Regions from separate parts of the Mus musculus genome. Here region 2 is linked to region 1. Evidence: chromatin loops called from intact Hi-C (ENCODE). Cell type or tissue: left cerebral cortex. All regions are shown on one strand. Region 1 has its middle 18 kb from the start of Abl1. Region 2 has its middle 10 kb from the start of Gm13427.

What was found. Hi-C counts contacts between places; a loop is a spot of excess contacts. Peaks named below come from ENCODE experiments on the same cell type or tissue, not always from the same donor. Only the 100,000 strongest peaks of a DNase experiment are listed, where the experiment ranks them.
Region 2: it touches region 1 in a loop (2.0-fold over the local background); 1 of 42 quality-filtered maps calls a loop at or near these places.

Annotation. Positions count from the first base shown.
Region 1 is chr2:31,739,881-31,743,880 of GRCm38, reverse strand. It overlaps a transcript of Abl1 not described here. Among named protein-coding and RNA genes, the nearest start is that of Abl1, 18 kb to the left of the region's middle. In left cerebral cortex, a CTCF peak has its summit at 1,767; DNase peaks (open chromatin) are centred at 1,514 and 1,954; H3K27ac peaks cover 443 bases.
Region 2 is chr2:31,696,862-31,700,861 of GRCm38, reverse strand. It overlaps a transcript of Abl1 not described here. Among named protein-coding and RNA genes, the nearest start is that of Gm13427, 10 kb to the right of the region's middle. In left cerebral cortex, a CTCF peak has its summit at 2,461 (motif pointing left); no DNase peak of the experiment used is centred here.

The DNA of each region.
Region 1 (4,000 bases):
TCTATACAGGTGCCTGTGAAAGCCAGAAGAAGTGCTGGACCCCCTGGAGCTGCAGTCACAGAACAGCTGGTTAAGCCTGTCAGATGTGTATGCTAGGAACTGAACCTGGATCCTCTGTAAAAGCAGCAAGCATTCCTAACTGCTGAGCCTTCCGGCCCCACTGCAAATGTCTTTCCACACACAAACATGCATGCTATTGAATCCGACTGTTTATGATTCTGATGATGAGAGAGACGACACTGCCCATTATATGTCCTTTAAAGGGCCTCCCTCTAAGCCATGTTACAGTCTTACATATTTCATCCCAGAAAACCTGTTTAAGTGACAATGTTTATGGACGGGGAAAGGTAAACAATTCTTGGGTTTCTCTTGTGCCTAGAAATTTTTATTTATTTTCAAGACAGGGTCTCAGTTAGCCCAGACTAGTCTGGTATTCAGCATTCAGCAAAGATGGCCTTGAAGTCCTGATCTGTGTTTACCTCCCACCTGATGGAACTACAGGTATATGCCACCACAGCAGCTACTAAACTTTAATTAGCTGATAATTAATACAAATTACATGAAGAAATATGAATATGTCTACAACAAATGTGATTTATCTATTTATTCCTTAAGAAAACTGTTCAACTCTAAGGAATACTGACGAATTGTGTCCTAGTTGCTGGCAATGTTGAACACGTCAAACATCAATAGCTTTACCCCTGCAAAGGACAGATACATCTTTTAGGAGAACCAGTAAGTAGGGTTAGAGAGATGGCTCGGTGGATAACAGCACTTGCTGTACAAGCATGAGAACCCAAGTTCAGCTCCCAGTACTCACTTTAAAAAGCTGGGTGTGGCCACACCACAACCTCGCACTAGACGGAACAGAGATGAGGAGACGGAGGGCTTGCCTGTCATCAGCTGAGCTCCAAGTTCAAATGAGAAACCCTGTCTCAAAGAAATAGTATAGATGATAGAGAAGGACACCTGATATCCTGCTTCAGCCTTCAGGAACACACACATGTGCAGCTAGCACAGGCGCACATGCGAGTGCACACACACACACATGTACAGCTAGCACAGGCGCACATGCAAGTGCACATACACACACACACAAAGGAATAAGGCGCACATGCGAGTGCACATACACACACACACACAGACACACACACACAAAGGAATAACTACAAATAGATGATAAACAAAATAGAAAAGGAGCATTTGAGTCTCCTGTCTGTAAAATGACTGAGTTACCCACTCAGACACCAAATCTCTTTCCTCTTTATCATCAACGAGACTTATTAACTTTCTGAGCTTTCTGACATTTTGGGGACTTGTGTTCACAAAATGTTCCATATTTTTACAAAGTCGTCTTTATAATAATTTTACTTATCATTGTGTTTCTAAATTACTGCCTTTCCCAGCTGTCTGTGATTTTGCCAGCACAGCCCCATCGAGAAAGCTCAGTATCCCTGGCTTGGTGAGTCAGAAAGGGGAAGCCAGGAACTGTGAGTCTTGACAGGAGTGACGTAACCCTGGAAGGGAAGCTGGGAGCTGCAGCCCTCACTGTGTCTCTCGAGAAGACTAAACGAATCCAGAATTCCCACGACGGAACTTGAGACCATCCAGGATGCAATCAGAAATGCTGGCCACATAAGGCATTGGGGAAACCATGCCACTGTGTAGCCCAGACAAGGTCCTCCTGGTTTGGAGCAGCTCTCCCAGCTGTGGCATGGGTGACTGGAGGTTCCAATGAGTGAGTGAAAATCTCACTGCAGTAGGTCAGGAACCCCAGCAGGGGACAGAGACAACACAGAGACTCAATGGAAATTCCAGAACTGAAAAAATAAAACACAAGAAATAAAAAATTCACTAAATGTGCCTAAGAGCTGATGAGAGAGGGAGGAGGAGGAGGAGTGGAATACTGAGAGAGATGGGCAGGAGCAGCCAATGGCACGGAGGCTCCCAGCTGCCATCCCAGCATGTGGGAGAGGCAGAGAATTGGGTATGCACATATGCAAGACCAGCCTTGGCCTACACAGTGAGTCTCTGCCCACTTCCCAAAGGGAGTCACAGATAGAAAACCAATGCAAACAAGAGAAAAAAAAAAAAAAGACTAAAAATAAATAAATAAATAACCCAGAGTAAGTTCTAGATGATACCAAGAGGCCAATATGGAAAGCTAGACTTGTAAAAAGCAGAAAAAGAATGTGGGACTCAGAAAAAAACAAGGATGCATACCGGCTACACTTAATGACATATAGAAACCCGACGTAAACCACTAAATGAGCACAAGAAGAAACAAAGCAAGCCACATCAAACACCCTAGGCCTTTGTTAAGTTGTGTGTGTGTTTGTTTGTTTGTTTGTTTGTTTCTTAAGATAGAGTTTTACTGTTGCCCAGGCCAGCTTCAAAGCCACATCTTCCTGTGTCAGCCTTCTGGGAAGCTGAAACTGCAGACAGACACCACCATGGTCACTTTAAGAGCAAACACTGAAAGCAACCATAGAATGATCTAACAAAGAAAGGGAACACTGATTTTTCAGAAAATATGATGATCAAGAAAGTTACACTTGGACCCACACAGGCTTCACAGCTAAAAGTGAGGATGGCTTTTTCAGAGAACCTGAGTTTGGTTCCCAGCACCCATGTCAGTTGGTTCACAATTGCCTGAAACTCTGGCTCCAGGGATTGCAAACACCTCTGACCTCTGGGGACTCTGTACTCACATGCTCATACCCATAAAGACACAGACTCAAATACAGAGCTCAAAATAAAACACATCTTTAAAAAAGAAAGAATATTGTTGTCAATTTAGTTTATTGCTTATGTTATTTGGATTCCCAAATTACACAGGAATCTACCCCATCGGGCCTGGGGTAACAAAGATAAAATACAGTTTAGTAAGTAATAATTCAAGAGTATCGGAGGGGAGGCGTTAGCAACATGGAAGTTTGGGAGCGGCCCAACCATTGAGCTGCTTAGGGCATATTAAAAATAAGACAAAACACCCATGGAAGGAGTTACAGAGACAAAGTTTGGAGCTGAGACGAAAGGATAGACCATCTAGAGACTGCCACACCCAGAGATCCATCCCATAATCAGCCTCCAAACGCAGACACCATTGAATATGCCAGCAAGATTTTGCTGAAAGGACCCTGATATAGCTGTCTCTTGTGAGGCTATGCCAGTGCCTGGCAAACACAGAAGTGGATGGATGCTCACAGTCAGCTATTGGGTGGAACACAGGGCCCCCAATGGAGGAGGTTAGAGAAAGTACCCAAGGAGCTAAAGGGGTCTGCAACCCTATAGATGGAACAACAATATGAACTAACCAGTACCCCCAGAGCTCATGTCTCTAGCTGCATATGTAGCAGAAGATGGCCTAGTTGGCCATCATTGGGAAGAGAGGCCCCTTGGTCTTGCAAATTATGCCTCAGTACAGGGGAACACCAGGGCCAAGAAGTGGGAGTGAGTGGGTAGGGAAGGGGGGGAAGGATATAGGGGACTTTTGGGATAGCATTTGAAATGTAAATGAAGAAAATACCTAATAAAAAAAATAACAAGGGGCTGGTGAGATGGCTCAGTGGGTAAGAGCACCCGACTGCTCTTCCGAAGGTCCGGAGTTCAAATCCCAGCAACCACATGGTGGCTCACAACCATCCATAACGAGATCTGACTCCCTCTTCTGGAGTGTCTGAAGACAGCTACAGTGTACATACATATAATAAATAATAAATCTTTAAAAAAAAAAACAAGAAAAAATAAGGCTCTGTGTGTGTGTGTGTGTCTGTCTGTCTGTCTGTCTGTCTGTCTTTCTTTCTTTCATTCAAGAATCCACAACATTGGGGCGGTAGCGAGAAGCACACATGCACCCACCCGGAAGTTAAGAGCCGATTAACCATACTACTGTTCAGAATACTTCTAAAGTCTGCAGTAAGGCAGGAGACAACCAACCAGATAACTCAGAGTTCTAGATACTCTTCAGGAATGAAGGTCTGGGCTAGGGTTGTAGCTC
Region 2 (4,000 bases), 43 kb after region 1:
AGGCCATAAGCAGCTGGAGGTAAAGATCAGGAGTTCTTCAAGGTCAGAGGAACTACCATATCAGGGCAAACCTGGGAGCTGTCTGACTAAGCCACTAGCGCTCAATAATCAGCAAAAGGAGATAAAGGCACTGCTGAACCACGTGGGAGTGTGCTCTGCTTAACAATGACCCTACCGCAGGAACACAGCCCACACAGTCCAGGCAATAACTACTCTCCCAAGCAGGTGACAATGGGGGTTTCCAGGCAAGTCAACTGGGCACAAAGAGCCACCACTAGCTGATGCTTGTGTTTCCTGCTGTTATATCAGACACACACAGTGCCCAACACAAAGTAAACTCTCATTCCACATGTACTGAACACCTAATCTGAAAAAAAAGGGGGAAGGGGGGAGATCGGAATTTTTTGTTTGTTTGTTTTGTTTTGTTTTTTGAGACAGGGTTTCTCTGTGTAGCTCTGGCTGTCCTGGAACTCACTCTGTAGACCAGCCTGGCCTCGAACTCAGAACTCCGCCTGCCCCCTGCCTCCCAAGTGCTGGGATTAAAGGCGTGAGCCACCACTGTCCGGCAGGAATCAGATTTCTTGACACATGAAACTATACGAACAGGATTTTTATCAGCAAGACCAAGGATTGAGTTCAAAGGAAAATAGAACGTTCTAAAAGCCAAAGATCAGGAAAAGATGGACATGAAAGCAGCTGGAAACCACAACATACCTGGTGCTGCACGTCCACCAAGGGAACAGGCCTCCTCCAGTCTTTATGTTACTTTACTAGGCCCAGGATCAAAGTGATCAATAAACACAATGCCATCCTAGAAAAAAAGCTTTGAGTATCTTTAACTGGATCTAGAAATGAACAAAACTGATTCTAAATTGTGTATGGAAAGGAAAAAGAGGAAGCCAAGCCAGCACTGTATGTAAAGCTGGATGCTTCCTTCTATCAGATACTAAGATTGGCTTTAAAGCTACAGGGATACAGGTGATGTAGATGGCATAATGGGACAAACTTGGCAGTGAATTAACAAAACATAGAGCTCCCAGACACTCGCGGGCACGTGCGTGCAGTGTGCATGTAGAGGCCAGAGGTTGGTACCAGGTGTCTTCATCTCTCTCTGCCATAGGCACTGAGGCAGGTTTCCTCACTTGAACTCTGAACTCCAGGACTCAGCTAGTCTAGCTAGTCATGGCCCAGGGATACCCTATCTCTGCCTCCTGAGTGCCAGGGTTACAGGTGGGCTTCTGCTCCTATTTACATTTACATTTACAGGGCAGATGAGTATATGGATTCCTGTCCTCATGACTGAACCACCCTCTCAAGCCCTGGTAAGGCTCTTTTCAATGAAAGTATGAGGTAAATATGGAAGGAGGGAATAAAAAAAAAAAAAAAACTGGGCTGGAGAGATGGCTCAGTGGTTAAGAGCACTGACTGTTCTTCCAAAGGTATTGAGTTCAAATCCCAGCAACCACACAGTGGCTCATAACAACCCATAATGAGATCTGACACCCTCTTCTGGTATGTCTGAAGACAGCTACAGTGTACCTATTTATAATAATAAATAAATATTTTTTTAAAAAGTGTTTCTGGGGCTGGTGAGATGGCTCAGTGGGTAAGAGCACCCGACTGCTCTTCCGAAGGTCCAGAGTTCAAATCCCAGCAACCACATGGTGGCTCGCAACCATCTGTAACGAGATATGACGCCCTCTTCTGAAGACAGCTACAGTGTACTTACATGTAATAAATAAATAAATCTTTAAAAAAAAAAAAGTGTTTCTGAAAATAAAAAAACAAAAAACAAACAAACAAAAAAAAAACCAAAAACCCTTCACCAATAAAGATCAAAATTCATTCCAGGCAAACTGCACAGTACAATATAAGGTAAAGTGTCACAACCTCCTTGTGACCTTTGGATAGACGCTATTTTTCATGCAGACACCCCCCCCCCAAAAATCACTAAATCAGACTACGTTAAAAATAAAGATGAGGGGCTGAAGAGATGGCTCAGAGGTTAAGAGCACAGAATGCTCTTCCAAAGGTCCTGAGTTCAATTGCCAGCAACCACATGGTGGCTCACAACCATCTGTAATGGGATCCAATACACTCTCCTGGTGTGTCTAAAGACAGCTACAGTGTACTCATATACATGAAATAAATAAATCTTTAAAAAAAATAAAGATGACATGTCAAGGAGCAGCAGATGGCAGTGTACACAGATGGCATGGCCATCCTAAACACACTCTTGTATGCTAACTAAAACAGTCAATGAATGTGTTGCTTCAGAGAAGACAGCCAGAGGCTGCAGAGGTGGCTCAGCAGTTACAAGCCCTGGCTGCTCTTTCCAGAGAACCCCAGTTAGGTCCTAGCACAGATGTTACAGTCTCAGGGGCTCTGCTGCTCTTTCCAGAGAACCCCAGTTTGGTCCTAGCACAGATGTTACAGTCTCAGGGGCTCTGATGCCCTCTTTTGGCCTCCACAGGCACTGCACACATATAGTACATCAACATACATGCAGGCAAAATACTCATATAAAGGAGAAAAATTGGTTTATTTATTTGTTTGTCTTTTAAAGCAATAACAGTCATTTTGCTTTAATTAGTCTTAATGTTTTTAGACCTTAAAATAAATGTTGACTATATAGGGAAGGGGGAAGGGTTGGTTTGTCTTTAAGATTAATAAAACAGATAAGCTAGCCAAGCATACTTTAAAGTTCAAGGAATGGACTAAAAGGGAGAGGGAGGGGAAGGAGACAGGATAAACACAAATTATCAATATCAGGAATAAACTATAGATATTAAGAGATGATCCCAAGAAGGATGGGAATACGGATCATGTGGTAGAGTGTTTGCCTAGCATTCATGAAGCCCTGGGTTCCATCCCCAGCACAGCATAAACCAGGCATGATGACACACATCTGTAATCCCAGCATCAGGGATATGAAGGCAGGAGGATCAGAACTCTAAGGCCTGGGCTTCATGAGACCTGTCTCAGAACAGAACAGAACAGAACAGAACAGAACAGAACAGAAGGAGGATAACAAGGGAACATTGCATGGGGAAAGGTTCTAGGATGCTGAAGTACAAGCAGCTCAGGTTCCTCCAGCAGGAGGAAGGTGCTGGCCACACAGCCCACACAGTGCTCATCATTTCTACTCCAAGGTCAGGACAGCGCTTCACGGAGGTAGTGACCCCATAGTCAGGTTTCAAGCTGACAGTCACTACTACCTCTTTATATTGTAACCTAATTTTATAAGTTGTATACAAGTTACATGAACTAAAAATACAGTATTCATTCATGCCATGAAATATGGCCAAATATTTAAAGGAAAGCCTGACACCTGCTACAGCAGGGATGACCTTGAAAACCCTAGACTAATGGGAAAGGGCAAATTCAAGAAGACAGAGAGTATAGCAACACAGGAGAGGAAAATGGGAATCACTTTGTGCATGCTGTTTTTCCTGCATGTCTGCCTGGTACTCTTGGAGACTATACAAAGGCACTAGACCCCTGGAACTGGAATTAAAGATGGCTGTAAGCCACAATGTGGGTGCTGGGAATTGAACCCAAATGCTCTGAGCATCTTTCCAGAGCCTAGTATTGTTTTTAACAAGTATGTGGCTGGGCGTGGTGGCTCATGCCTTTAATCCCAGCACTCGGGAGACAGAGGCAGGCGGATTTCTGAGTTTGAGGCCAGCCTGGTTTACAAAGTGAGTTCCAGGACAGCCAGGGCTATACAGAGAAACCCTGTCTCGAAAAAAACAAAACCAAAACAAACAAACAAACAAAAAAACAAGTATGTGGTTCCATATTCGAGATAGTAAAAGCTCTAGAATGCATAATGGTAATAGCATAGTGTTGTTAATAGGTAATGTCACCAAACTGTACAGTTAAATTGGTTCTTTTTATGAGTATTTTGCCATAATAAATAAAAAAGAAAGAAAATATACTCACTGGAAAAGACACCCCAGAATATTGCTAGGTGTATAAAATCCCAGAATCCAGAGGA